Linked DNA regions of Homo sapiens: region 2 is linked to region 1. Evidence: read pairs that join two places in POLR2A ChIA-PET (ENCODE). Cell type or tissue: GM12878. All regions are shown on one strand. Each heading gives the region's core, and the rest is flanking DNA. Links, peaks and the distances in the headings are about the cores only. Region 1 overlaps PRKG1 (protein kinase cGMP-dependent 1). Region 2 overlaps PRKG1 (protein kinase cGMP-dependent 1).

Evidence for each region. Peaks named below come from ENCODE experiments on the same cell type or tissue, not always from the same donor. Only the 100,000 strongest peaks of a DNase experiment are listed, where the experiment ranks them.
Region 2: POLR2A ChIA-PET joins it to region 1 with 6 read pairs; 2 of 35 experiments call an interaction of 5 or more read pairs at or near these places.

What each region holds. Positions count from the first base shown.
Region 1 is chr10:51,129,449-51,145,429 of GRCh38, reverse strand. All of the region lies in intron 1 of PRKG1 (protein kinase cGMP-dependent 1), which reads right to left. Among named protein-coding and RNA genes, the nearest start is that of PRKG1, 63 kb to the right of the region's middle. In GM12878, for the core only: no CTCF peak of the experiment used is centred there; a DNase peak (open chromatin) is centred at 7,497.
Region 2 is chr10:51,199,932-51,215,912 of GRCh38, reverse strand. All of the region lies in intron 2 of PRKG1 (protein kinase cGMP-dependent 1), which reads right to left. Among named protein-coding and RNA genes, the nearest start is that of MIR605, 92 kb to the left of the region's middle. In GM12878, for the core only: no CTCF peak of the experiment used is centred there; no DNase peak of the experiment used is centred there.

The sequences.
Region 1 (15,981 bases), core at 5,403-10,402:
GCCTGATCTATTAAGAACTAACTCTATTTCTGAAGTTTAGATGCCCAAACAGCAAAACAGGGTAATAACTGAGAAAAAAAATGTCAGATATTTATATGTCTAATTGCAATTCAATGTTTTAAAGTATTTTTTTCTTACCTTTCAAGGCACTAAATAATTGAAATTTCTCAGAACTCATTTGTTTCCAACAAGGTCAGCATGAATACACTATAAACAAGTTCCTCACCACCCTGGGCAACCCTATCATCAGGGCATACATTGAGTGCCATGATGTTACTGTTAGTCCTTTGAAACCCAGCAACTCACACCACCACTATGTGTTACATGTTGTAATTTCAATTACTGCAATGACTTGATTTTCAAATTGATCATTAAAGAAATCATTTTAGAATAATTCTGTTAAGATGCTTGTTGACTTAATCTCTGAGACAGATTACCTTATATTTTAAATTTTAAACTAAAAATACAGCTAGTAAAAATACAGTTTGTATTCAATGGCAGAAATACAGCATGATTCTCTATCACCCCCTTATCCCAAAGTGTACACTTTCTCTTGACTGATAATGGTGACTTGGCTACTTTACTCAATTCACTTAATTCCAGAAAATTGGAGCCAAATTTCGCTTCATTACAATGTCCTACATGTCTCACAAGGCAGATTTTCTACTCTGACATACTCAGTTCAGTTTTACCTCCAACCATTGTTTTGCGTAAGGCTTTAATACATTAGACATTTACAGTCTGCCTTAAGTGAGATGGTGTTTATATTAATTTTGAAAATAACTAAAAGTTTAAAACAAACAATCATGCTCCTAGTCATAAAAGCTCTGTGGTTACCAAGCTTCTTAACCAAAGTGAAAAATTAACCCAATACTGACAATAACATTAGTCATTATTATAGTAGTAGTATTACTACTATTAATATTTATTATTACCACTATTCATAATTATTAAGTAGTTATTCTGTGTTCCACAATGTACAAAGAGCCTTCCCTCATTTAAGATTCATTTTTGACTCTCTAAGTTTGCCATAGTAGAACTCAGAGAATTACATAAATTGTCCAATGTTGCACAATAGTAAGTGACAGGTAGAGTCAGGATTTAAAGATAAATCTGTTTGACTTCTAAGCCCACAATATTTAATTTCACTGACAATTTGAATAAATTATTCCACTTATAAAAATCCAAAAGCAAATGTTCCACTCATTTATCTCTAATTTTTCAAAGGTAGGAATGTTACACTTTTGCAGAAGAATGAAATTAGACCCTTATCTCTCATCATAAACAAAAATCAACTCAAAATGGATTAAAGACTTAAATGCAAGACCAAAAACTATGAAGCTACTAGAGGAAAACATAGGGGAAATATTTCATGACACTGATCCAGGCAAGGATTTTTTGGATAAAACCTCAAAATCGCAGGCAGCAAAAACAAAAATAGACAAATATGATTACATCAAAAAAAGCCTCTTTACAGTTAAGGAAACAATCAAAAGAATGAAGACACAACCTATAGAATGGAAGAAATATTTGCCTCCTATACACATGACCAGGGTTTAATACCCAAAATAAATAAGAAACTCAAATAACTCAGTAGCAAAAAAAACCCAAATAACCCAATTTAGAAATGGGCAAAAGAATTTAATAAACACTTCTCAACAAAATAAAATAAACATGGCCAATGAGTACATAAAAAATGCTCAGTGTCACGCATCTTCAGGAAAATGCAAATCAAAACCATGAGATCTAACCTTACACCTGTTAGAATGGCTATTATCAAAAAGACAAAAGATAACAAGTGTTGACATGGTATGGAGAAAAGGGAATCCTTACACACTGTTGGTGAGAATATAAATTACTATAGCCATTACGGAAAATAGTATGAAGATTCCTCAAAAAATTAAAAATAGAACTACCATGTTATCCCACTACTGGGTATATACCCAAAGTAAACTAAATTAGTATTTTGAAAACATATCTGCACCTCATGTTTATTGCAGCACTATTTGCAATAGCCAAGCTATGGAATCAACCTAAGTGTCCATCAATGCATGAATGAATAAAGAAAATGTGTTATACAGACACAATGGAATATTACTCAACCATAAAAAATAATTAATTTCTGCCATTTACAACAACATGGTTGAACCTAGAGGATATTATATTAAGTGAAACAAGCCAAGCACAAAAAGATGAATACCACACGATCTCACTCATATGTGGAATCTTAAAAAGTTGATCTCATAGAACTAGGGAGGAGGAGGGTTGTTACCAAAGGCTGGGATAGTTAGGGGGGAAAAGGTGTTAGGAGATGTTGGTCACAGTTTACATAATTACAGTTTAATAGGGAGAATAAATTTCAAGAGACCTACTGTACAGCAAGGCAACTGTAGTTAATGTCATATTGTATTCTTGAAACATGTAAGGACAATGGATGTTGTATTCTCACCATAAAAATGATAACTATGTAAAGTAATGCACTTGTTAATTAGGTAGATTTAACCATTGTAAATGCATATATATTTCAAAACATCATATTGTACATGATAAAAGCATATGATGTTATCTGTCAATTAAAAAATTTTAGAAGAATGTTATGCTTGGATAATATGACTTTTATCTACATAGAGCATTTCATGTTTTCAAAACATTTCCATATCTAACGTTTCATTGTATTATTGCCACAGACCTATGCAGTAGGTAGAACCTTATTTGTCCTTATTTGACAGGTAAGGAAACAAAAGTATAAAGAGGTTAGATGCCTGCCAAGTTCATATGAGAGATTAAAGTAGGACTCAGGTCCACTGACTATCAGCCTGCAATAAAACACTTTTTAAACCTTCTTTTATTTGAAACACATTCATATTCATTCATTCATAATCTCTGTCTCTCTCTCTCTCTCTATGTCTGTGTCTCTCTCTGTCTGGATCTTCCTATCTCTCTTTTTCTCACTGTTTCTTCTCTCTTTTTCTGTCTCTTTCTCATATCTTTGGCCATTTTAACGTTTAAACTCACCTGAATAAAGAGTCAACAAATCCACTGCAATAGTTATCAGCAGGGAATTGTGGCCATTTCACAATAATTCTATAGTTCAAAATTCTGTCATAGTTCATTCATAGATCCCCTTTCTGATCTAGTTCATTCTCTACATTACAGAAGTTTGAGCATGCTTTATGGGTTTTACAGAAGGATAATCTCAATACAGAAACACGTCTTGAATTCAGCAATGGATTCAACTTATTTTGATTCCAGCATGTTCACATTTGTTTTCTCTTATCTGACTTGAGCACACATCTTTCTTTCTCCTTTTCTCTCCTTTTATTCCTACATACCTTGCCTCAGATGACTTCAATATGTACATATGGAGGAGAAATGAAGTACACAAAATTTGTTATCAATTTGGATGGAGATCTGTATTTGAATTTCAAATAAAAAGGAAGCTCCCATTAAAAGATAAAATATAAAATTCCAAAAAACTGCAAAATGGCAGATTTCGTAATTAATGTAACTAATGACCTATAATATTTCAGAGAAATTATAATATTTCAGAGAAGTCTGAATATAAGATACCAAACATTAATGCTTTCCATATAAGTACTTTACAGTAGAAATGTAATATGTACAATTTGTAACCTTAAAGCATGTTAGTATAAGGGTTCATACACTATAATCTGAGTTAGCTACCTTAAGATTTTCACGGCATGAGACAGAGGGGGTAGGAAGAAAGGAAGGTTGAGAAAAAAGAAGATAAATCAATGTGATTTTATAACTTGAATCCACTATTTATCATGTACCATATGTCCTTTAAAACTTTGTCCCTTTCAGTAGTAAATAGTTAATATTTATTATATTTCCAACACAACAATTCTAGCTTCAAAATCAGCCACTGCAGGTAAATGCAGGCAATAGTGATTGACGGTTTTAAAACACAACTATAATTATCCACAAAGTGATTTAAAGAGTGACCTAGAGTTGCTACTGACATAAGTATAGTATTTATGGAAGTAAGTGTTATCCACAATCTGGAAAAACACCCCTAAAAATGTATCCTTTGTGAAAATAAGGTCACAACAATCACTGACAGGAGGACAAAAAGAAACAGAGAAGCAATAAAGAAGTTTAGGCAGGCCGTGAAGCCAAGGAGGTTGAGTACAAAAAGTAAATGCAAAAGACATGGGATTCAGAGCACAGTGTATGCTTGAACTGCAGTTAACTAGGCAGGCACATGATGTAACTCTGTGTGAAGGCCTCCAGCTAGTTAAAGGTGGATGCTGAGGTCTTTTTCAGGCTGAGATTCCAGAAATCAGGGACAGGGTATAGAGGGATGAGTGTTGGTCCCCGAGGTTGTGGGACACTGAGCAAAACTGTGGTCTAGAGAGAAACAGTTTAAAGAATTAATCCAAAGGGAGTTCAAGCATACAAATGAAAACTAAGCCCAAGATATAGGCTCTTCAACCTGAGGCAGCTGGATGGAACAAAAGAATTCAGAGGGCAGACAGAAGGCAGCAATTCCAGAATGTTTCTGGCGCAGCAGTTCTCAGGACTTCAGGGGACTCTTTCATGCAGTGGTTGGGTTATGACCTACCCACAGGTAGGAATATGCTATTAGAGGTGCAAGAATTGCTGGACACACACTCTGCACACAGCCCTGCCACAGTCTCTAGGGTTCTTGGTCATTTCCCAGAATAAACAAAGAGAATGGAGAGAGGGATATGAAAAGGGGAGGTAGTCTATGAGGACACTCACTTTTCTTGGCCACACAGTCTAGTACAAGGAGGAGAGCTACACAGAAGACAGCCTTTTGAGTATACGATATTTTCATTTTAGGCATTTTTGCACATGTTATCTCACCTAATCCTCCCAATGGAAACTTAGAAACAAATCAGTCATGTTAGTTAAAATAATGGTTATGCAACATTTAACTTCCACCCCAGACCCCCTCTTAACAACCACGCTGGTCCAGGTGTGTCAGTTTGCCTTTACACAGTAGTCTGCTCAGCCTGATCCTTACACTGTTGATTCATTTATTCATTCAACAAGCATTTTTTGAGTACCTCATATATGACATTGTGCTAGGGATTAGGGGTAAGGGGGTAAGTGAAATAAACAGTATCTGTGTTCTCAGCTAAAATTTTAGTAGTACCTCTTGTTAATACAGAGGTAAACAAACAAATATATCGTTAAGACAGAGAAAGTGTTTTAAAGGTCACAGAAAGGGTGCTGAATACAGAATAAAGGGGAAGATCTACTTAGCATGTAAAATGAAGACCTGTTTGACAATGCAGCATTTAGGCTGAGACTCAAGGATCAGTGAGCCACCCCATAGGAAATCTAAAGGAAAGGTGCTCAAAGCAGAAGGAACAGAATATTTTCTGGCTCTAGTTTGGAGAAGGAAGCTGGTGAGCCAGATCCTTTAGATCAAGAGAAAGAATAGCTACAGGTCAATTTCGAGACATAAGCAGAGTCTGTTTTAGACATGGTCTTGCAGATGGTGAGAAAGAATTGAATTCTTAGTGAAATGAAAAGCTGTTAAAGGGGTAAAGCAAAGATAATGAGTGACATGGTATAATCTATATTGTAAAAAACATCTCTAGAATTTCAGTGAATAAACTGGAGCAATTCCAGGTGGAAGGAGAGGAGAAGGAAAACTCAGAAAGGATGCTATTGCACTATTTTCAAGTAAAACATAAGGATGGCCTAGATTAGGATGGTGACAGCAGAGAGGAATAGAAGTGAGACTAACTTGAAAGTATATTTTGCAAGTGGGCGCTATAGGACTTACTGGTAGAATGAATGTAAGGATGGGGAAAAGGAAACAACCCCAGGTTTCCAGCTTGAGCAACTGAATAGACATTGGTTGTTTAGACTTAGACAAGTAACTGGTTCTTAAAGACCAAATAAACCTAGAGGTGGGGTCAAGAGAGAGGTCCCACAAAGGAGACTGAGAAATAGCAGAGACACAAAAAGACAACCAGGGCAGTGGACATCAGGGTGGTGGTGAGAGGGAAGCATTTCAAGGAGAAGGAATGGCTCATCCTTTGGATTCCTGCCAGAACCATATTTTCTACTATGATTACTTTTAAATCATTGGCTATTCTATCTGTGAGGTCATCCAATGATTTGTTAGAAATGAATATTGTGCTTCAGTCTAGCAATAATAAACACTGCTCTCCACTGTGCTAGTTTTTAAAAATCATTTAAAAATGCGTTTATCATGGTCTTATTTCTCAGATTACTTTAAGCATAAGGGTATCACAGCAACTGAAACTTGCTAGAAAGCAGACTTACCCAGAAAGAAAGCTAGAAAGACTTACTGCTATGCTCTTCATTTAAAAAACTATACACAAACACACACATACCACACTAAGTAGATAAATACTAAAGTCTACAACGCTTACTGTGGTAAGTTTACACGGAGAGTAGGTCTCATCACCTGTTCAAAAAATGTGGCCGGGCGGAGTGGCTCATGCCTGTAATCCCAGCACTTTGGAGGCTGAGGAGCACTGATCAACGGGGTCAGGAGATCAAGACCATCCTGGCCAACATGGTGAAACCCCGTCTCTACTAAAAATGTAAAAAATTAGCCGGGCATGGTGGCGCATGCCTGTAATCCCAGCTACTCGGGAGGCTGAGGCAGGGGAATCGTTTGAACCTGGGAGGCAGAGGTTGCAGTGAGCCGAGATCATGCCACTGTACTCCAGCCTGGTGACAGAGTAAGACTCTGTCTCAAAAAAAAAAAAAAAAAAAAAAAAAACAAAACTCAATGTCCAAAAAGACTGGATTCCTCCTCATTTATCAAAGCAAAATAGCAATCAACCTGAACTAAATCAAAATTAGACTGCCATATTTGTAGTAAGAAGAATTCACTAATATTGAGGAAATATACTTGTTAGCAACCTAACAGGATAATCCATGCAAGAAATTTATTGAATAGATTTGATTCTCATACCAAGTTAGTGCAGACAAAAAACCACTTTGCAGAAAGGCAGGCAATAGTGAACGTGAAAGAGACTCAATATTAATCATATGTTGACTCATTTGGCATCATATAAGCCTCATTACCCTCCCCTCCATTTATTTCCTAAGTTTAGAATTGCATTATAAATGACACCATTCAGAAGAATGACTGCACCATGAGGATCATTAAGGTTTCTGTGCTGAATACAGTGTTTTGAAATTCTAAATACCAGTAAAGCAAAGCTCCTGTTTATAGTTAATAAAATGACTACCTCATTTCACTTTTGACTCAGTTATCCTCATGTTTATTATTTATTCCTTATGTTCATAGATAATTTTAACCACTAAAAATGACCTTCTTAGATACCTTACATTCTTTTGAAAACATAATGAGGAGTAAATCTACAAGTAAAAAGTAAATACTTCTAATTAATAAGCTACTTTTGGAACCACCAATACATAACCTCCCCTCCTAGTGAAAGTCCCCAAAGTAACTTTCAGCTTATTATTATCCCCAGTCACATGTCTAGCAAAATTCATGTGTTTCTTCCCACAACATTTAATCATCAACCTTCTCTTGCATCATTCCTTTAACCAAAGCTTTATTTCAGGCTTCAGTTATCACTTACTCAAACTGGTGTGACCTTTTCTTCCCATCTAATATGAAATGATTCTGAGACATTTCAGCTTGTCATTCTGAACTTGTCACTCAGCTCGTCATAGCATAAATCTACCGTAAATCAACCCCCTGCCTCATTCACTCCAACTTTCAATGGGATTTGTGATGATTACTTCCAAATTCAGTAGGTCAACTCAAAATTTCTTGTCCTTTATTTCTTTACTGGCTACCTCTTTTCTTTCAAGAAAATTTATTTGACATGACTTTCATTATACTGGTATCAGTGAGGTTTCTACAGAGTCATAGCATTCAAGTTGCTGTATAGAACCTTCTCACCACCCCTAAGATTCTCATAGTACTAAGTGTTCCAATCATTCTCAATCCACACTAGGCATCAGAGTCAATTGGAGATTTTTAAAAATACAGATGCCCAGGACTTATCCTGAAACTTTGATTTCAGTTAGCTTGGGGTATGATCCAGTTGTTGGTATATTTACTGTCATATATTTATAGCTTAAATATATGTAATTAAAATATACCTTAATTACAGGATTTTGGATCTTGTTAAACCTAAACGTTTCTGCACAATTTACCACTCCTCCCTGCCCCCCACCCTGCCCCCACGGCCATAGTTTTTAAGTTCCTATTCACTTTAAGAAATAATTAATTAGGCCGGGTGCGGTACTCACGCCTGTAATCCCAGCACTTTGGGAGGCCGAGGCAGGCGGATCAGGAGGTCAGGAGATCAAGACCATTCTGGTTAACACGGTGAAACCCCGTCTCTACCAAAAACACAAAAAAATTAGCCAGGCATGGTGGCGGGCGCCTGTAGTCCCAGCTACTGGGTAGGCTGAGGCAGGAGAATGGCATGAACCCAGGAGGCAAGATGGCGCCACTGCACTCCAGCGTGGGCAACAGAGAAATCCGTCTCAAAAAAAAAGAAACAATTAATTAATAATTACTAAAATGTGGCATATTCAAGTATTCTCAATCCAAAATAACATTTTGAAAGATGTAAATAATGTTGCAGAAGACATCACACTTTATCATGAAATTGAGTTGGCGACATTATAAATACTAAACTTCAAAAGAATGGCACACATAGAGAACTACAAGAAACCTTCCAATTATAACTTCAGAAGAAATCAAAGAAAAGAGATAGAGCTTACTAGGACTTTGCTTATATGACATAATTTTGCTATTTTTCCATATATCTCCTGTATTTTCATCTCCCTTCCTCTTCTCTCTCTCTCCCCCCGCCCCCCTCCCACACACACACTAAAAACTCTATGTTCTTCATTATTTCCTCTCAGTCTCTTTACCAGCTCATTCTTCTTCCCAAACCACTTAATATTTTTAGATCCCAGGGCTCTATTCTAAACTTTTTAAAATCTTTTCATTTAACATATTCTCCTGAGATAATTTCGCTGAAATTACTATCTATAAGCTGAGGATGACTAAATCTATATCTCACACCCTAGCTTTTTCCAGAGCTCCAGGCAGAAAGCATTCTTGCCTACATAGGTACCTGAAGCTCACCGAAGTCCCAACTGAATGCATCTTCCTTTCCCAGCAAATCTGCTTCTCCTCCAGGACTTTTAACCTCAACTGGGAACATCACCACCTACCCAATTGCTCAAAATAGAAATCCATAGGTCACCTTCGAACTTATCCCCTCTCTCACACCCCATATCCACTCACCAAGACTCACTGATCATTTTTTTTATTTTATTATTATTATACTTTAAGTTTTAGGGTACATGTGCACAATGTGCAGGTTAGTTACATATGTATACATGTGTCATGCTGGTGTGCTGCACCCATTAACTCGTCATTTAGCATTAGGTATATCTCCTAATGCTATCCCTCCCCCCTCCCCCCTTCCCCCACAACAGTCCCCAGAGTGTGATGTTCCCCTTCCTGTGTCCATGGCTACCTCCTAAATATTTCTTGAGTCCATGCCACTTCTAGGTTAGGATACCTTCATCTATCAACTCAACTTTGCTTTTTATTTTACAAACTGCTCCCCCAATATCCATATTTAATCCTTTTCACTCCTTTAAAAACATTCTAGCGAACTTTTGAATACCAAAACCAAAACAAAACAAATTTTGCATGTAAAAACTGAAAAATTCAAATAACATCTACAGCACGGTTAATCACATTGTTATTAACCATGGTTAATCAACATCAATTTCCTGATTTTGACACCATACTATGCTGATGCACCGTCTTATCATTGAGGAAAACTGGGTGAAAGGTACACAAACCTTCTCTAAACTACTCTTTGCAAATTCTTGTGAGTATTCAACTATTTCAAAATAAATACTATTTAGAAAAACTAACTCTGATTATATTCTGGGTTTTTTGCCCCACCCCTTCTTAAAACTTCTGAGTGCCCCTGAATAAGTCCATCATTCTTACATTGACTTTCATACCCATCAGAATTCTAGTCTACTCCGTGCCCCATTTTCCTTCTTGGATTTGCACTATAACTCTACTAGTTCTCTTTTAATTTATCAAAAAGAATACTCTCTCCTGCTTTAAAAACGTCAAATAAGTTATTCTCTCTGCCTAAAAAGGTTTTCCCAGATCTTGCTTGGCATATTATCTGCTTATTTTTTCAGATCTCTGCTAAAAATCCCTTAATTGGGAAAGTTTTCCCAGACATCCTCCACTGATTCAGCCATCCATTCAAATTAGATGAATTAACTCCTTTTAGGTTCTCACAGCACCCTCTACTTCTACTTTTGTAAAAGTCATCATACTTAAACTTATTTGTTCAATATATTCCCTCACACAAGTGCTCCACAAACTCAACATGGACAGGGAATGAATGTCTGATGAGAAAATATTTGTTGAGTAAGTGAGTAAATAAGTTATTCAAATTGCTGCTAAAATCCCAATTATTTATCCATTTTATTATTTTCCAAAGGAGTCTCTGGGCTGTATATACACTGGTTTATTGGGTGATATTCTACTTTTCTACGATTAACAATATTTTTTCAGTAGTTTATGAGCCAATATTTCAGGGTGGTGGTATACCAAATATTGTACACTATAGGGAAAGTGGTATGCCATTCCAGGTGTTAAATTAGACCACGGTGTAGTTTAGATACAACTATAATGTCATTCAAATATCTAAGAAAGGGGAAGGGGTTCAAATACATATTTCTGTTCAAAAATAGTTCTCTGTGAAGTCTGCAGACTCACATTCCATTAAATCTACGATAGAAAAGGAGCTACAAAAGGTTGACATTCACTATTATTTTCTCCACTATTATTTGGCCATTTGTGCTCAACTTTCCACATTCATGGTGCAGTTTACAGTAACATAAAGTACTTGGAATCCTTTTGAAGCATTTTCAGGACTACTGCATGGTATCACAATAAGTACTACATTTTTCAAAGAAGTAAAAGGTATTTGAGCTATAAGAGATCATCAGTTAGAGATCATCTGATTTTAAAATCAATCCCTGATTTTAAAAATGAGAAAGCTAATGAAAGCAGAGTTAATTGATGCTACAACCACAGTGAGAATACAGGTTGCCTGAAGTAATGACGAAACTCCCCACATCTGCAAACAGATTTTAGGAATTCCAGTAATTATAATGATTTGCAAAATTTCTCATCTGGCACATTAAATCCTTGACTCCTATTTATTGAAGTTTTTAAAAGTACAAATAGTTGTTAGACCTCTAAATTTGGAAGCAACAAGAATGCATTCAGATTTCTGATAATGGCGGATATTAGAATCAATTAACATTAAAATTTTGAATTCAGTTTTGAGATCTGTAAGACTTTTAAAGATGTTGAGTTCTTAAGTTTTGCTTTCTTATAAGTTAACTTTAAATAAGATTCTAAATGAGGGAGCAGGGAGATAAAAGACATAGTTTTATTATGTCAAGATCCAGGAATAAATTAATTAGGAAGAGAAGAGATACAATGTTGTTGATTTTAGGCTTTAACAATGTACTGGCACCTCTCCCATTTATCTTTTTAATATATTTTTTCACAAAATGCATACAATACACATCTACACATTTATGCAGAATTTTTTTAGTCTGTGAATTAGTGTTCATCATAATTCACGAGTGAGATTTAATATCTTCCCTTTGATATTAAAATCATGTATAAAAGCTTGTAGGGGATAAGGAAATAAAGAACTAGGCCATCTCTTTTTTCATTATTAGCTGTGCTGCAGTTTTAGAAATCAAAGCTCTCCACACTCTTGTCCAGAAAGTCAGGCAGTAAATGTTTGCATGACAGCAGCCCAGCAGAGTGGCTGCAGAAAGACCTGAGTTTGAATCTTTTTTCCTGCTATTTCCTCAATGTTTGTCCATGATTCCATAGCTTATCTGAGCCTCAGTCTTCTTATCTGTAAAATGAGCATGAAAACAACACCTATCTCTGGGATTGCACTACAATACATAGAACAATGGTTTAGGTGCCTAGGAGTGATCAGTGCAAAACTGATGGTGGTTATCATCAAATTGTAAGAGCAGTGGATCAGGCAAAGGAGAGAAAAGGTACCCTGCTTTGCAAGAGGGGCACAGTTGTGGTATAAGAAGATTCCTGGTGAAGACTAGCTGCTACAATTGGCATGTGTGGCTGGAGTGCTTATGGGATTGGGAGTATAGTATAGGATGTTGGTTTTGCCATCCACATGCAGATTCCCTTTCAGATAAGTGAAGACATTTGCACTTTGGCCCCCATCACTCTGATTTATCTTAGGAAAGGATTATCCATATATGACAGCCATCACTGAGGGTACTTCTCACCATCCACCTAACTATGTCTCAGATTTCATTGTAAGGCTCATTTGGACAAGTTAAAATGCAGACACCAAGCCTCCAACCCAGAGATTTGGATTTAGTAGATCTCAGCCAGTACTCGACCATATGCATTTTTTGATTAACAAATCATAATTATATACATTTATGGGGTACACTCTGATGTTTTGACATATGTATATGATGTGGCATAATTAAATGAAGCTAATTAACATATCCATTACTTCACTTATTTATCAGTTTTTGTGAAGAGACATTTGAAATTTACTTAGCTATTTTACCATCTGCCTTTTTAACAAGAACCTTAAATTTTATATATATATATTATATTACATATATAATATATATATAACATAATATATATAATATATAAAATACATACGGTATGTACGTGCTGATGTCCATAAATCATTCCTGGAGAAACACTTGTAGATTGCATAGGCTCTGTCTTTTTATTAAATCAGACAAACAGAGTTCTGTCTCTCACAGAGTTACTCTAGCTACCCCAATAAAGTGTCTTCAAAAAAACCTACATTTTAATAATAAAGTTTAACCTTTTATGTAGGGAAGACACAAGAAATAGCCTTATGATGACATTTGTAACATGTAAGATGTTGACTGTTAAGTTTTTCAGTGTCTTTTACTAATCTTATTGAATAGACATATCTTATTATAATTTGTCTTAATATTTTTAATTGAAAGAGATGAGGTGTAGTAATAAATAATTTCAAGTTTTTCTGCCTGTGACTCTGAGAACCAGGAATTTCTCTGCATTAGGGCAAGTAGCCTCAGGCAGGCAACAGCTAACTAGCTGTCCAGCCCAATCAAACCCAAACCCAGAAGAACTAAAAGTGTAAATCAGGATAAGTGATGGAGAGTCTGTCCTTGATTAGAAAGACGTACCTCTGATATCTCTCTATGCAAGAAAGTTTCAGCTCAATTTTTCCATTTTTTTTAATACTTCAAACCCACACCTGAGGTTTACAGGTAATTTTAATTTTTGTTTATTTCCCGAGCTAAGACAGAGGGGTGGGCTGGGAATAGATTCTTTTAAGCTTTGTAAAAAAATCTATTTATTGTATGTTTGATCAAGCAATCATTTCTTGAGAAAAATTACAGATAACATTTACTTCAGCCATTTTTATGGCATAAAAATTCTGCCAGAGCTGTCCATCCCCACCCCTCCAAAAAATGCAAATGGATTTCAAGGTCCACCAAACCTTGTAAGAAGCCTGCATAACGTGAGAAAGTCTCTAAACACTAAGCTGAGCTCTTCTTATCACACATTTGTAGGCACTCAATGAAAGCTGTTTGAATGAAAAAGGAATGAAGAACCATATACTATTAACTGCCACTAGGAGACAAACAACTTGATGTTGCAATGCTTGTGCACAAGTAAACAAACTGTACCTTATCCTTCCACATTCATCTTCCACTGTATGTATGTATGTATGTATGCACGTATGTATGTATGTATATAGAGATGGAGTTTCACCATGTTGATCAGGCTGGTCTCGAACTCCTGGCCTCAGGTGATCCGCCCACCTCTGCTTCCCAAAGTGCAGGGATTACAGGCATGAGCCACCGCTCCCAGCCCATCATCTTCCGTTTTAATAGGTTAAACAAAAGTTACAAGAACAATGATTTATATGTCTATTTTAACTAAAACAGTTATCTGTAGTACTGTTAATGTGGAGTTTTACAATGAGATAATTAGATTTTTGAGGCCTTCCTCAGAATATTTTTGTAGAATAAACTCTACAAAAATAAGATGTTTCATTTATTTGTTGGAAAGATTAACTCAGATATGAAATAATTCTGCATACTTCTAATTGTACTTCAAAACATTATTTGATACTTGAAGATCAAGAAGTATGAAGGAAACTAAAATTATGAATGAAGGAAATCAAACCAAAACGTGCCATACAAATATTTCAGAGGATGGGAAAATCTACCAGGAACATTAATTGTTACTAAAAAGAAATAAATGCTTTGACTATTTACTGTTTAATATGGCATATAATAAATATTTGGACTTTAATAAAACTCATTTTCATCCTGCACAGCTTTATTTCCTTGAGTAGAATGTCAGTTTGTCCAGTTTAATCACTATTTAGCTTTTCTTTTTCTTTTTTCTTTTTTTGTTTTTGTTTAGATGGAGTCTCGCTCTGTTGCATAGGCTGGAGTGCAGTGGCGCTATCTCAGATCTCGGCTCACTGCAACCTCTGCCTCCCGGGTTCAAGCAAATGTGTGCCTCAGCCTCCCTAGTAGCTGGGATTACAGGTGCCTGCCACCATGCCCGGTTGATTATTTTGTATTTTTAGTAGAGACGGGGTTTCACCATCTTGGCCAGGCTGGTCTTGAATTCCTGACCTCGTGATCCACCTGCCTTTGCCTCCCAAAGTGCTAGGATTATTTAGCTTTTTATATTTTATTGTTCAACCAGAAAATTGAGTGGGTGATGCATGACAAAAAATAAAATAAAAAAAAGTAGATGGAATTTATTTTTCTGAAATATGTTAAAGATACAGGATATAAAATAAAATGATGTATTCAGGGAACTATAAATAGTTTGATAGTAAATGAGCAGACCAAGAAATAATGATGAAGAGAGATGGAGGAGCCGAGCTATACTAGACTGTTTATGTCATGCTAGGGAAGTTTCTCTTTATTGTGTAGGCTACAGAGACATATGGAGGCACTTAGGCAGGGATTCTCACAGTCAGAGAGACAGATTGCTTGCCATGTAATGATTAGGATCTGGACTATGATGAGGTCTGGAAGGATGGAGAATAGAGGCTGGGAAAATATTTAGAAAGGGAAGCCATTCTCTAACTTCTCTGTTAGAGAATGGAGGAGAGAAGAGGTTTATTAAGATGATTCATAGGCTTCTGACTTGAACAACTGGATTGGCAAGTAAGTAGTGTAACTAAAGCCCTGATTTACTTCAGTTTTAAACAAATCAGGTCCCCAGTTTTCCAGTCGTTTCCTGTATGTCAGCCTATCCATGCAAAACTATTAGTATAAAGTTCATGCTTGAAGGTCCACCTCAGAAGTCATCTCTTCCCTAAAATCTTCCCTGTTTGCACCCAATGAGACTAGGTCTCTCTATCCTCCACACCAGCAGTAGGAAACTCCACTGTCTTTGGAAAGTCCTACACCTTGAGGCTCCTGGAAGCCCTATTCACATAAAATTTGATAGGACCAGGGCCCTATGGAGTGAGGGAAAAATGTGACCCTTCTTTCAGGGCTAGGGAAGTCATCACAAATGAGAAAAGAGATTGGAGAATATTGTGGCAACGTGGCTACCAAAAGGCATCAAATTCAATGCTTTCCAACTGCCTTGCTAGGAAACTAAAATATATGCATGGTTCCAATCTGACTTGTAGATCTCTAGTTTGTGTCATATCCAAGTTTAAATTCCAAAGACTTTAATGAAGCTCTTTCCTTGGGGATGTGTCTAACTGTCTCACTTGACTCTACCTTATAATTTAACTATAAGTGAAAAAGTTTTGTCCACAAATTAGACTTCAAGGCTTTTGCAGGCAGATAGTTGGAAATATTCCTGTTTATGTTTTCTTTTTCTTTTTTTTTTTCTTTGTTTATTTATTT
Region 2 (15,981 bases), core at 5,869-10,868, 70 kb before region 1:
ACACTTCTAAAAAGTAGTGCTTTTCAGGGCTCTGTATTTCTTACTCTGCTTTAGGTTTTCTACATACACCTATCACTGTTATAACTACTAGAATGTAAGTTCTGTATATAGAGGAATTTCCAGTTCTATAGACAGAATCCAGAATGGTAGGCTACCAAGTTTTTGTCATACTGGTGAAAGAAAGAAGTGGAAGGTGGAAGGGAAGAAGAGAGGGATGGAGAGGGAGAGACAAAGAATGTTGATCAATGACTGTTTTATAAACATGAAAACATTTTCATCCCTTCTTGACCAAAGCACCTCTTACCATGAATAAACAAATGCCAGCATTCTTCTACTCCCTTCCTCCTCCATGCCCCCTGCAAAAATCCCACAGGGCTCCCCAAGCTTGCCCCTCAGTTTCTATTCAGCTGTCTTCCCTATGAACTTAAGGTTCTTACCATTTAAATTTCAACACCTGTTCTCACTCCTCCTAAGAAAATATGTATATGACCTCCATGGAGACCAGCTTTCCTTTTTGTTTCTAACAATGCTGAAGAGCTATAATTTAGCAGCATAAGTGGTAGTTGTAATCACTTGTAATTTATCATCCAACTGCACAGACTAATTCACGATCAAAGAAAAAGCTCTCCTTATTTTTCAATTATTAAAAATAAGCATTTGCGGATTCTTTCTTCAAACATGACACCATTAATTAGCAGCAAATGTGCTGTCGAGCATCTTTTTAAACAACAGTAATGAATTTACACTAACCCTTTCCCTCCTGGGATCAGTCTAATCATTTATGGTAGTTCTGATTGGCATTAGATGATTCGCATTGTTTTCTCTTTTTGGAAACATGATAGGATTGCTGTCCCTGACCTTTTGAAGTTAGCCGCCCACGCTGTAACTTGCTTCAGCCAATGAGTTGAGGGTAGAAGTGACAAGGTCACTTAAAAGAAAATTTCAAAGAGCAAGTGACAATCTTTCATTTTCCGTTCAGTGGTGATTTGCAAACATGTGTCAAGAGTGAGTCTTCTGTGGGTTTCTGTGTAAAGATATTGGGCAGAGGTCCCCTGCCAATCCACGTGCTCATGTAAAGTGATTGTAAAAACAAAGCTTTGCTGTTAGTTCATTGATATTTGACAGCTGTTCTCCGGGCCTGATTGTGGTGGTTCAAACCTGTAATCCCAGCACTTTGGCAGGCCAAGCGGGAGGACTGCTTGAGCTCAGCGGTTTGAGATCAGACTGGGCAACATAATGAGACACCGTCTCTACAAAATAAAAAAAAATATAGCTGGGGGTGTGGCAAGCGACTCTGGCCCCAGATAGGAAGTAGAGGTGGGAGAATCATTTGAGCCCAGGCAGGAGAGGCCTCAATGAGCAGTGATCATGCCACTGCGCTCCAGCCTGGGCAAAAGAGCAATACCCTGTCAAAAAAAAAAAGAGTTTTTCTTTTTCTGTGGCAACACTTGGTCCATCCTGACTGATTAAGTAGCAAGGTAAGATCTGTACCCATACAAAGTACAGATAATTCATACTGCTGACTCCATGCCCTGGTAACCTAACATAGATATTTCAATCATGCTACAGAAATGTCAGGGGACAAATATCATTGAAGGGACAAACTTCATGTGGATTATGAAACCATAGTGTAACACCTTTTCATGTGCTCCTTTGACAACCTGAGACCTTTTAAAGAGGCTATTAAGGAATCATACATGTGTATGTACATATGTGTACATAGGTGACATATATATAATATCACCTATTGTATATCTTTAAAAGGGCTTTTAGGGGAATCATAAGACTAACATTCCATTCTTCTAATATTAGAAATAACTCTAGGTGCTTTAGGTTCTCTAACAAAATTTTTGAACTCAGTTGTAAAGTTTTTCACTATAATATTACACTTTGGAAAATATGTAAATATGTTTTTTTCTTTTTGTTTAAGTAAGAATGATGAATCTGATTCCAAACGAGAACTATAAACAAAAGGCCATTCTTTTGCCTCTAAATCTTATGGATAAATCTTCAAGATGCTAGAAATATCTCATCAAATAACACATGAATAAAACAACTTCCCATTCTGTAACATATTCTTTCAGTTTCTTAAAAAATTACTTCTCTCTTGCTCTCTCACCCCTGCACACACACATAAACACACACACCCACACACTTCATAAAATGCAATATTCAGAAGAACCAAAGATTCAGTTTAAGTCTTTTTTAAAATAAGTTATATTATCTTTAGGAAAATAATATTTTAAAGTAATATTGCATTAGTTTCAGCCAAATTACAACAATGACTTCACCAGGCATGGCTATTGAATATAATGCAAATTCTTCTAACATCTGCCCAGGCAATGAGCAATTCCAAATGAGTGGTCACTCCATGTGAGATACTTCAGTTGTCTTTTGCAAAATCTCACTGCTAGAAAGACATATATAACTACTCATTTTTTTTATTATTATACTTTAAGTTTTAGGGTACATGTGCACAACGTGCAGGTTTGTTACATATGTATACATGTGCCATGTCGGTGTGCTGCACCCATTAACTGGTCATTTAGCATTAGGTATATCTCCTAATGCTATACCTCCCCCCTCCCCCAACCCCACAACAGTCCCCGGTGTGTGATGTTCCCCTTCCTGTGTCCATGTGTTCTCATTGTTCAATTCCCACTTATGAGTGAAAACATGCGGTGTTTGGTTTTTTGTCCTTGCGATAGCTTGCTAGAGAATGATGGTTTCCAGCTTCATCCATGTCCCTACAAAGGACATGAACTAATCCTTTTTTATGGCTGCATAGTATTCCATGGTGTATATGTGCCACATTTTCTTAATCCAGTCTATCACTGTTGGACATTTGGCTTGGTTCCAAGTCTTTGCTATTGTGAATAGTGCCGCAATAAACATACGTGTGCATGTGTCTTTATAGCAGCATGATTTATAATCCTTTGGGTATATACCCAGTAATGGCATGGCTGGGTCAAATGGTATTTCTAGTTCTAGATCCCTGAGGAATCGCCACACTGACTTCCACAATGGTTGAACTAGTTTACAGTCCCACCAACAGTAAAAGTGTTCCTATTTCTTCACATCCTCTCCAGCACCTGTTGTTTCCTGACTTGTTAATGATCGCCATTCTAACTGGTGTGAGATGGTATCTCACTGTGGTTTTGATTTGCACTTCTCTGATGGCCAGTGATGATGAGTATTTTTTCATGTGTTTTTTGGCTGCATAAATGTCTTCTTTTGACAAGTGTCTGTTCATATCCTTTGCCCACTTTTTGATGGGGTTGTTTGTTTTTGTCTTGTAAATTTGTTGGGGTTCATTGTAGATTCTGGATATTAGCCCTTTGTCAGATGAGTAGGTTGCAAAAATTTTCTCCCATTCTCTAGGTTGCCTGTTCACTCTGATGGTGGTTTCTTTTGCTGTGCAGAAGCTCTTTAGTTTAATTAGATCCCATTTGTCAATTTTGGCTTTTGTTGCCATTGCTTTTGGTGTTTTAGATATGAAGTCCTTGCCCATGCTTATGTCCTGAATGGTATTGCCTAAGTTTTCTTCTAGGGTTTTTATGGTTTTAGGTCTAACATGTAAGTCTTTAATCCATCTTGAATTAATTTTTGTATAAGGTGTAAGGAAGGGATCCAGTTTCAGCTTTCTACATATGGCTAGCCAGTTTTCCCAGCACCATTTATTAAATAGGGAATCCTTTCCCCATTGCTTGTTTTTCTCAGGTTTGTCAAAGATCAGATAGTTGTAGATATGCGGCATTATTTCTGAGGGCTCTGTTCTGTTCCATTGGTCTATATCTCTGTTTTGGTACCAGTATCATGCTGTTTTGGTTACTGTAGCCTTGTAGTATAGTTTGAAGTCAGGTAGTGTGATGCCTCCAGCTTTGTTCTTTTGGCTTAGGATTGACTTGGCAATGCAGGCTCTTTTTTGGTTCCATATGAACTTTAAAGTAGTTTTTTAAATTCTGTGAAGAAAGTCATTGTTAGCTTGATGGGGATGGCATTGAATCTATAAATTACCTTGGGCAGTATGGCCATTTTCACGATATTGATTCTTCCTATCCATGAGCATGAAATGTTCTTCCATTTGTTTGTATCCTCTTTTATTTCATTGAACAGTGGTTTGTAATTCTCCTTGAAGAGGTCCTTCACATCCCTCGTAAGTTGGATTCCTAGGTATTTTATTCTCTTTGAAGCAATTGTGAATGGGAGCTCACTCATGATTTGGCTCTCTGTTTGTCTGTTATTGGTGTATAAGAATGCTTGTGATTTTTGTACATTGATTTTGTATCCTGAGACTTTGCTAAAGTTGCTTATCAGCTTAAGGAGATTTTAGGCTGAGACGATGGGGTTTTCTAGATATACAATCATGTCATCTGCAAACAGGGACAATTTGACTTCCTCTTTTCCTAATTGAATGCCCTTTATTCCCTTCTCCTGCCTGACTGCCCTGTCCAGAACTTCCAACACTATGTTGAATAGGAGTGGTGAGAGAGGGCATCCCTGTCTTGTGCCAGTTTTCAAACGGAATGCTTCCAGTTTTTGTCCATTCAGTATGATATTGGCTGTAGGTTTGTCATAGATAGCTCTTACTATTTTGAGATATGTCCCATCAATACCTAATTTATTGAGAGTATTTAGCATGAAGCGTTGTTGAATTTTGTCAAAGGCCTTTTCTGCATCTATTGAGATAGTCATGTGGTTTTTGTCGTTGGTTCTGTTTATATGCTGGATTACGTTTATCGATTTTCGTATGTTGAACCAGCCTTGCATCCCAGGGATGAAGCCCACTTGATCATGTTGGATAAGCTTTTTGATGTGTTGCTGGATTCGTTTTGCCAGTATTTTATTGAGGATTTTTGCATCAGTGTTCATCAAGGATATTGGTCTAAAATTCTCTTTTTTTTGTTGTGTCTCTGCCAGGCTTTGGTATCAGGATGATGCTGGCCTTATAAAATGAGTTTGGGAGGATTCCCTCTTTTTCCATTGATTAGAATAGTTTCAGAAGGAATGGTACCAGCTCCTCCTTGTACCTCTGGTAGAATTCGGCTGTGAATCCATCTGGTCCTGGACTTTTTTTGGTTGGTAAGCTATTAATTATTGCCTCAATTTCAGACCTGTTATTGGTCTATTCAGAGATTCAACTTCTTCCTGGTTTAGTCTTGGGAGACTGTATGTGTCGAGGAATTTATCCATTTCTTCTAGATTTTCTAGTTTATTTGCGTAGAGGTGTTTACAGTATTCTCTGATGGTAGTTTGTATTTCTATGGGATCAGTGATGATACCCCTTTGTCATTTTTTATTGCGTCTATTTGATTCTTCTGTCTTTTCTTCTATATTAGTCTTGCTAGTGGTCTATCAAGTTTGTTGATCTTTTCAAAAAATCAGCTCCTGGATTCATTGATTTTTTGAAGGGTTTTTTGTGTCTCTATTTCCTTCAGTTCTGCTCTGATCTTAGTTATTTCTTGCCTTCTGCTAGCTTTTGAATGTGTTTGCTCTTGCTTCTCTAGTTCCTTTAATTGTGATGTTAGGGTGTCAATTTTAGATCTTTCCTGCTTTCTCTTGTGGGCATTTAGTGCTATAAATTTCCCTCTACACACTGCTTTGAATGTGTCCCAGAGATTCTGGTATGTTGTGTCTTTGTTCTCGTTGGTTTCAAAGAACACCTTTATTTCTGCCTTCATTTCGTTATGTACCCGGTAGTCATTCAGGAGCAGGTTGTTCAGTTTCCATGCAGTTGAGTGGTTTTGAGTGAGTTTCTTAATCCTGAGTTCTAGTTTGATTGCACTGTGGTCTGAGAGACAGTTTGTTATAATTTCTGTTCTTTTACATTTGCTGAGGAGTGCTTTACTTCCAACTATTAACTACTCATTTTTTTATTGCGAGAAAATTGTTGCATGATACATTAAAAAGGGTTGGGAAGAGGTTTTCAAACACTATGCCAGAAAGAAAGTATGATTTGAAAAAGTCAGAACACACTTCCACTGCTCTCAAGCAATTAAGTCCAGGAAAAGTAATAGGTATGAAAAACCACTTCAATTGCCTTCAAGTTTAATGAAAATTGTGCCTGAATATGTCCAGAGAGAATATGAGCACAATGGGAATTGTTCTCAGGAAACACTTCAGTTCCTTTTGAAAATACAGAGAAAGAACAATATAGCACTAGCCCCAAATTTTGTATACTAATTTGTGTTTTGCTTTCATGCCTTATTAATGTCAACCATCTCTTTGTGATAATTATCTCTTCCTAGTAAAATGGCAAAATGCAGCAAGAATAATATTCCAAAAATAAGATATGAATAAAAAAATTAAACCCATGTTACTTTTTCAAGTACTAAAAATAGTTTTAATTTATTGTCAATCATGTTAGTAACTACTAAAACAAGAAAGAAAATAGGACAATCAACACTGTCTTTGTGTATACAATCTGAAACTACCTTAATGAGTGAACAGTTCTTACACATTATATTATTTTACTTTTACCAGGTGGAAACTAATGCTTCAGTTTAAGTCATGATGTTTTATTCCAAATACTTATCTGTTCACTGGATTCAAGCCTGGGCAGTCCCATAAATGCCTGGGGACAGGAATTACAGTGTGGACTGGATGAGGTTGTCAGTTAAGCGATCGGTATGAGGTCAATGAATATCTGTACACTCTTACACCAATAAAGGAATACATTTCTGCACACTTTACAGGAGAAAAGGAAAACGTTTCAGACAAAAAAAAACCAGCTTTTGTCCATTTGCCAACACTAGTCAAAACAATATCTTTCTGTTTCTCTCTTCCACATAAACACAGAAACCTGAAAGTGAATATATCATGGGTGGCTTAAGAAAACCAAAATTTTCCATTGCTGGAGGGGCTTCTAGTTAGTTGATTTTTAAGACCCATTTTATAAATCTGCCTGCATCATTGCACCCATACCTAGTAAACTCTGCAGTGTTTATAAGTCACAAAATGCTTTCAGGAGAGAAATAAATTGATGAGAACACAAAAGGGAAAGTCCATCATTTAATGTCAAAATGAAGACACAATCCCTTCCTAATTTTCTACATGATAGTCCTATTCCATTCGAGGCAGGTAGTGAGAATCTAAAATCCTAGGAGTATTTCCCAACATGTCAAAATACTAACACATGTCAAAGGCATCACCAGCAGAACATGTCCAGAATTGTGATGGCAAAAATCCCACTGGCCCAGCTCCAGGACCTTCCCTGATTTTCTTCCCTTTCATCCTCTGTACTCTGAACATGATCAATTTCTTTTTGGTACCTTCTCAAATCAAACTCCACTAAGCCTTTTGCATTTTGAAGTCCCCTTCCCATTATCCAAGGAAATAAGTGGCTTCTCTCTCATTTCTGAACTCCCCTAACCCTTTTCATCCTTAATATTACAGAAAGGAAGCTTCATGTCTTGCTAAGAACATGCATTCCTACATACCAACTGGTAACAATGGGGCTGTGCTTACCTAATCCTCAGTCCAGGTCTACTTGGGAAAAATTAGAATATTATGCAGTATGAATCCCCAGAACCTGAACTTCCTTAGTAGTATCCTGGTTCCTTCCTCAACTTTCCTAAACCATAACAATTTTACCATATTGGAATTACCAAATATTACATAACCGGTATCACATTTTGTGCTAACATTTTGTTCTTATTATTCTTTCATCATCTACACATATAAAAACTCCATATAAACACACTCCACAGTTAGCTTATTTTTCTACCAGTGGAGTTTTAATGGACAAAGACTGTACCTTCTACTTCTTTAGTGGAAGAAACAATAACATACATTTAAACTATTTTTTACCTAGGTAATTGACACTTTGGGCAGAGTGAAAGAAAAGGAAGAGCATGTTTTGTTTTAATGGAAGTTAAACTGCATTCAACAAAGACAGAGTCCCTACTGCATCAAAGACATTCAGTTAATAATAACACCATGAATAAGAAATAGTCCCTTTAAAAACTTACCTTTGAAGAGAGGACTCAGATAAGATGTCTACACTGTAACTATCATGCAAGGAAGAAATAGTAAATTTATTAGAAGAGAGAAATTACTTCTGACTGAGGTTTATGGAGGTAGGAATATAAGACAGTACTGAAAACAACCAAGTAGTAGAATTAGAGAGAACCCTACACATTTTCTTTAAGAGTTCCAGAAAGTAGAAAAACGTTATAAAGTTGCCATTGGCTTCCACTTACTTGTAATCTGCCAGGAAAGTAAATCTAAAGGAACGTTTGGATCATCACAAGTAGAGGAAATGGGGGCAGTATATTGTGAGAATGGGAAGCTGTACACTTTTCAGAGCTGAATCCTGGTGCCTGAGTGGAGTTGAATGCATTCCAGTAGATCTCTGGAATGGCTATAAGAAAACCAACTCCACAAGCCCGAGAGAATTAAAAAAAAATAATAATAAGGCAGGCACCAGCGAGGTAACCACAAATGTTATTTGCTGAAGCATGTCTTGAGAGACAGTCAGAGCCAGTGCAGGATGGGATGCTGGTGAAGGACTTAGACACTCTCGTCTTTTCATTCTATTCACCCAGGTACATAATAAGAGATTTAGTGAATAAGAGTGGTCCTTTGAAATCTTCTTCTCAGAGAAACCAAAGTCTTGAACGTAAGGAAGGGTGAAACAGCTGAAAGTTAATCAAGATAATTTTTTTCCTTTTAAGAAAACTGGCAGCCTGGATAATATTATAAAGCCTGGAAGCAGATATTAATGATGTAGAACATAATCCCTTCTTCCAGTTATCATGCCCTGGCTAATTCCCAGCCTGACTTGTCAACTTCAGGCTCTCTGGCAATTGAAATCAGAAATTGTTTCACTTACCAAAAAGAGAATATATAATAGTAAGTTCTTCATAAAATGTACCAAGAAATAGCCAGTCAAAAATATTACTCAAAAACTGCAAACTACAATTTAAAAAAAACTAACAAATACGATTCATTTTCCAATAAGAAAACTGAAATTTCACACTTTCCTGGCATGTACATATATATAGGCTGAATGTATCATATGAATGATATACTATCACTACTATCACTTGATTTCTGATTCTATTTATGTTGTAACAAGTGATCGCCTCCCTGTCCCAATTAGTAAAGTCCTGCCAAAAAGCTATAACTGCAGTTGAGTTTCAGTTTCTGAAAAAGCTGCTCTCAATTTAAGCAACAATGATCTGAGTTGAAAAAGTCACACAAGAGTGATCAAGGCAAAGATGAATCAATATCTCTATTTCCCAAGAAAAAGTGGGCACAGATGCTAGCTCTATGCTGGCCTCTAGTTTCCACAATCCTGTACAGCTCAATGTGTGATCTTTTGGAAGTGTATGTTTGGCCTAAGATTGGTTTTAAGTTTTCATTCTGGCTTAAGAAAACTGAAAATACTTTTTTGGCTCCATTCTTTTTTTTTTTTTTTTAGATGGAGTTTTGCTCTGTCACCCAGGCTGGAGTGCAGTGGAGCGATCTCGGCTCACTACATCCTCCGCCTCCCGGGTTTAAGCAATTCTATGCCTCAGCCTCCCAAGTAGCTGGGATTACAGGCGCCCACCCCCACGCCTGGCTAATTTTTTTTGTATTTTTAGTAGAGACGGGGTTTCACCATCTTGGCCAGGCTGATCTTGAACTCCTGACCTCGTGATCCACCCGCCTCGGCCTCCCAAAGTGCTGGGATTACAGCCGTGAACCACCGCGCCCAGCCGGTAATGGCTCCATTCTTGACAGGCAAGTAGCCCCTCACAGTTTATGATGTGTTTAAAAACAGAATTACAAAGTAAGCATGTAAGCTACCTTCACCAGAACGAATACAAGAAAAGTCAGAAAACAGAACTTTGAAAAACTAAAATTGACTGTTTACCCTGCTGCTTCTGTTTAAAACACTTTGAATGTAAATTATGAATGTAATTTCATTACAGGCAGAAAATTTAACCACCCATCCACACATGTTTACCAGTCTCCTATTTGCTGTTTATCCTTCTCACTTAGTATACCCTTACAAGTATACTAGAGAATTCTCACTTAAGTGAGAAGGGTACAGAAAAATCTAGATTTATAATCTAACAGGTTTTTAAAAATGCAAAAATAAAACCCTATAATTCCCTGTAATCCCAGCACTTTGGGAGGCTGAGGCAGGTGGATCACCTGAGGCCAGGAGCTTGAGACCAGCCTGGCCAACATGGTGAAACCCCATCTCTACTAAAAATACAAAAATTTGCCAGTGTGGTGGCAGCGCCTCTAGTCCCAGCTACTCAGGAGGCTGAGGCAGGAGAATCACTTGAACCCTGGAGGCAGAGGTGGCAGTGAGCCGAGACTGTACCACTGCACTCCAGCTAGGGCAACGAGCAAAACTCTATCTCAAGAAATAAAAGTTTAAAAAAAGCCCTATTACCCAATACAAAATGTGAAAAGTCATACGAAATGTCAGGAGGCAGGGTGGAAATTGCTATGAAGCCTAGATGAAAATGAAAATTCCCAAGGTGGACACGGTGGGTCACACATGTAATCCCAGCACTGTGGGAGGCCGAGGCAGACAGATCACTGGAGGTCAGGGGTTCGAGACCAGCCTGGCCGAGATGGTGAAACCCCATCTCACAAAAACGGAAAAATTAGCTGGGCATGGTGGCAGTGCCTGTGGTCTCAGCTACTCTGGAAGCTGAGGCAGGAGAATTGCTTGAACCTGGGAGGCAGAGGTGGTAGCGAGCCAAGATTGCACCACTGCACTCCCGCCTGGGCAACAGAGCAAGACTCTGTCTCAAAAAAAAAAAAAAAAAAAAAAAAAAAAAAGAAAAGAAAATGAAAATTCTTCCTTATGAAACAAAGAAAGGTTTAATAGAGGGGATAATATCTGAGCTATATTTTGAGGATAGTTAGGATTTCAGGTTAAATATGAGAATGTATAATGTAGGAAAGGCAATAATCTAAGCAAATCCAACAGCATGGGAAAGTACACACCATGCTCAGAAATGGCAATAGCCTCTTTTGGTTACAACATTGAGTCATACAGTGCATTTGCTAATATTCTTAGCTACAAGTGACAGAAACTCAGCTCCAATCCCTTCAGGCCCCAAAATGATCTATTCAGTGCTTTCATGAACTGATAAAATCAAACTGAAAGACAAGCACATTCACATCTCACTATGCCTCAAGGACAATGGATGACACTCTATTAAGGAGTTTTGCCACATAATAAAGTTCCCTGGGATCTGGGGTCTGGTGAAAAGCCCCCATTTGAAGCTAGAGAGGCAATTTCTAATCTGGACTCACCTGGCAATTTTTTCAATCCGTAATATCCACAGGTTTTTGACCTGCGGAAATAATTATAACTGTCTAGTCTACCGGCAGCAGGGTAGCTATGAGGCTAGAGAGATTCTCTAACTATGAAAAGATCCTGTTAAAAATGGCCTGACAAAAAGCATAGAACAAGTATACTAGAGAATTTGGAAAATGTAATCAAGCATCAAAATCCTTTCCTGAAGGATGGGAAAAAAAATGGGAGCACAAGAAATGTGTACACACACACACACACACACACACACACACACACGGAGGTCTACTCAAATAATCTAAATAAGCTGTTCCAATGGAAAAAAAATACCAAAGAGGAGGTCACTTTTCATCTTCCCATCATTTTCAGGAAATACCGAAGAGTAAAAATAAAAGATGCAACAACAGTTTTTCCATGTGCTAAGCCAGCTGCAACTACCTCAACAGGATACTGTTGTTTAAATAACAATAATAGAATCCAGAGGCCCATCAGAAATAATACAATCCTTTATAAAGAGGGGGAAATGAATTTCACTCATCCTAAATGAAATACATAAGTTTCTAGGTACTAAAGTCAAAACAGATGGAGAAGAAGAAAATAGTTCTTCATATCAAAAAACTTTCCAATAAATCTTTTCTTTCCTATTTCTTATTTCAGAAAGGCCAAAGGAGAATGAAGTATACAGACTGTCACTTATATCACCCTAGGCAAAAATTCATTCATCCATCCATATGAGAGACTTTAATGAAGAGTTACTGTGTAACAGGAAAGATGCTGAAGAAAAGAAATATAAGAAAAAGAAAGGTTTTGTCCCTGAGGAGGAAATATCAGCAAGAGTAAAGTCTACTAACATTCATTTTGTAAGTTTAAAGAAAATTACTCACATCATTTCAATTGTCCCTCAGAACAACTCTTTGAAGAAAATATTGCCTTACAGATTTGAAAACTGAGGCCTAGAGAGCTTAAGATATTTGTCCAAATGTGTGCAACTCTCTGTTGGTGGAGCCAGGATTCAAGCGCAGGTCTTTTCACCCAAAGCCTTTCCACAGTGCTGTTTGAGGGTATTACAGGGGAGGCTTTTGTTTAGCATTGCAGCACATCCAGCTGTGCCCTCAATTGCCTAGAAAATTCCATTTGGGAATTCCATTTCCTCTTGGTTTTTAGTCAGAAAATAGTCTGAATGGGTCTCAAACTGTCATAAGTCATCATGGTCCTCATAACACAGCATCAAACCATGTAGAGCAAGAATTTACTCAAGGAGAGACGAAAATATAACAGAAGGAATGCCATGATGGGTATAGTCAACAAAACACATTAATGTGTTTCCTTTTATTCATAATTTTCAGAATGAATGAAAATAACAATATCATTCCTGCCATTAAATTGTCACCAATGTTTGAAAAGGGACAAAACTCAGTGTGTGCATTTTATAACAGAATGTTTAATACGTATATCCTTCAGTGCAACAATTCCACTTTGGGGAAGGCATTAATAAGTGACCATTTAAGTAGGCCCAAGATCCTTGAGACACTGTTCTCTCTCTCTCTCTCTCCCTCTGTATTCAATAACTTGCCAAGTCTTATGAGTTCTACTCCTAAAATGTCCCTCACATTTATATCTCACCCCGTTGACATCATTGTTTCTCGTTTGTCTATTAGCTTTCTTACTGGTCTCTCCAACTCTCATTTTCTGCCACTAATATTTATTCTATATAGTCAGCCAGATATATCTTCAGAAGCCCAGTTCCAACAGAATCAATGTGATGCTCAAAAAATACTCAATGGCTTTCCATTGCTTTCAAATTAAAAATAAACACCTTATCCTAGCTTTCAAGGCATGCCACATTATGGCTCCATCATAACCTTCCACTTCTTTCCCAGACAAAGTGGCCTACTTGCAATTCTCAAACGAATCTCAAATCATCTTACTTCAAGGATTTCTCATCTTATCCATAATCTATGTGAAGAATTTCTTTGTTTAAACCCCATAAACTACCCTTGTATTTCTTTTAACTCACTCTATATTCTAGTTGAAATTATTTACAAACATATTCCACTGTTAGACTACGCATTCCTTTAGAAGAGTCTATGTCTTTTTTTGTGTGTGTGTATATCTGTCTAAAATGGGGTTTTCTTGAGGCAAAGCCTGAGATAGGAATTCTTGCAGGAGATTTACTGAAGCAGTGTTCTCAGGAGAAATCTTCTGGGGAGTGAGAAAAGCAGGATAGAACGGTGGAGGATAGCAGGATAGAATGGTGGAGGATGGCAGGCAAAGATTGAGGCCCAAGAGGAGTCTATATTCAGCCTGATCCCATTAGAGCTCTACAGCATAGACTGCACCTAGACATTTTCTCTCAAGTGTGAGAAAGCTGGGCTGTTACACATTACATCAGTCAGTCATTGCCCATGGATCATCTGTGTAGAGGAGTATAACTTCCCATGCATCTCTGGGCTGGGCACCTCCCACTGGCCATAGATAACGCTTTGAGGAAGAGTGTAGGTGTGAACCTTTAACAATCAACACCCACAACAGCTGGGAGGCAGGTGTACCCACCTAGTAGAGAAGGTCCAGGGAGGGCACCAATAGCATCTGCTACAGAATCCCTCATAACACCTCTAATAGCTCACAGAAAACAGTAGATGTTCAGTCAGTAGCTGTTAAAAAAGACCTGCCTACATAAGGAAATAACTTTGAAGTACATTAGTATATTCTTACAAATAGAAACTTGTTCACTTGCTGTCTGTCAGTTTGGGGTATTATAACAAAGTACTGTAGACTGGATAGCTTATACACAACAGACATTTATTTCTCACAGTTGTGGAGGCTGGAAGTCTGATATCAGGGTGCCAGCAAGGTTGGGTTCTGGTGAGGACTCTTGCAGGTTGCAGACCCACAGCTTCTGTTGTATCCTCACATGGCAGAAATAGAGCAAGCTGGCTCCCCTGCCTCTTCTTATAAGGTCACTAAATCCATTCACAAGGGCTCCACTCCCATGACCCAATTAGCTCTCAAAGACCCCACCTCTATGCACTATCATATTGGAGATTAGATTTCAGCATGTAAATTTTGGAGAGACACAGGCATTTATTCCATAGCATTTACTAATGACAGGTTAATAAATGAACAAACACAAATAAAAATACATGGCTTTGATATATTACATTTTCCTGCTTTAATTTTTATTTTATTTTTTTGAGTCAAAGTCTCACTCTTGTCCCCTAGGCTGGAGTGTGACGGCACAATCTCGGCTCACTGCAACCTCCGCCACCCAGGTTCAAGTGATTCTCCTGCCTCGGCCCCCTGAGTAGCTGGGATTACAGGCAACTGCCACCACGCCCGGCTAACTTATGTATTTGTAGTTGAGATGGAGTTTGGCCAGGCTGGTCTAGAACTCCTGATCTCAGGTGATCCACCCACCTCGGCCTCCCAAAGTGCTGGGATTACAGGCATGAGCCACCATGCCTGTCCTAAAATATTTTTTATACTTATTAGCAAGTCTGAGCCAATACACTTAGTTTTAAATTAATTCATACCCATGGAAAAATTGAACAGTTTGTCACTCTTAGAGATTTAAGATAAAGATTAGTGAAAATAGTGAGGGATATTTCTGATGAAAAGTGATCCTTTTCATTCTTAAGGACAGAATGTTCATTAGTGGCCCCATCAAACTACTGATTATGGCAATAAATATTTACAGAAAGAGCCAAATCTTTCCCTAAAACCCTCAAGAGAATCTCTGAGCTGTAGTCAATCATCTTCCAAGTTGAGGCCTTCTGTGGATCGATGATTAATAAAAGAACAAATGATATTTCAGTAGGCAGCATATTAAACCCATCAGTGGCATTGTGTTTCTGCTTTCAGTTGTATCATGTTTAAATCAATGTTTGAGATAAAATCAGTATGGTTTCATTTTAAAAGCTCTAATAAAAATGGTTAAAATAAAATGCACATGCTATGAAAACTCCAAGCATGTAATTTATACTTGCAATAATTCAGCAAGCAGATTTTGGGTGCCAACAATGTATGAATCCTTTCATTCAGAGATAATGGGGGTATATAGATCAATAAGACTTGTTTCCTGCCTTCAACATGGTTACAATCTGGTAAGGGAGACAATAAATGTACTGATAACTGAAAGGAAGAATATTACAATGCATCAAGCCCCTATTCAAAATCATTTTCTATGTCTCTATCATTTTAGCTGTGAAGTACAAATTCCTTAGCATTCAAACCCTTCATAATCTGCCTCCTGTCTACTTTTGTATTTATTGATTTACCTATTTTCTTAGCAAACTGTTATTGAACATCATGTTTGTGCTAGGCACAGAGATCTTGGTAGAAAAGATACACACTAGTTTTGCTGCTGTCATCTTTATGTCTCCCATCCTTTCCTTTCACACATATTAGGCTTCAACCACACATCCTTAACTATTCCCAGAACTAGCTATTGAATTTACAACCTCTGTGATTCTGGCAAGTGTGTTTCCTCCCACTCTGTATGCTTTTTCCCGTATTTTTCACCTCATAAATTTTCTGATCCTTCAAGTGTTAGCCCACATGCCACCACTTTGAGCTGTGTGTCCTGATACTTACTATTCAGAAGAGGCGATCCTTCTTTCTTTTGTATGTCCCTAGTGTTTTGTAGGCTTTCTTTTACCCGACTTATATTGTTAAATAACACGTAGAGAATCCAAGAAGAAACAGCTCTCTTGCAT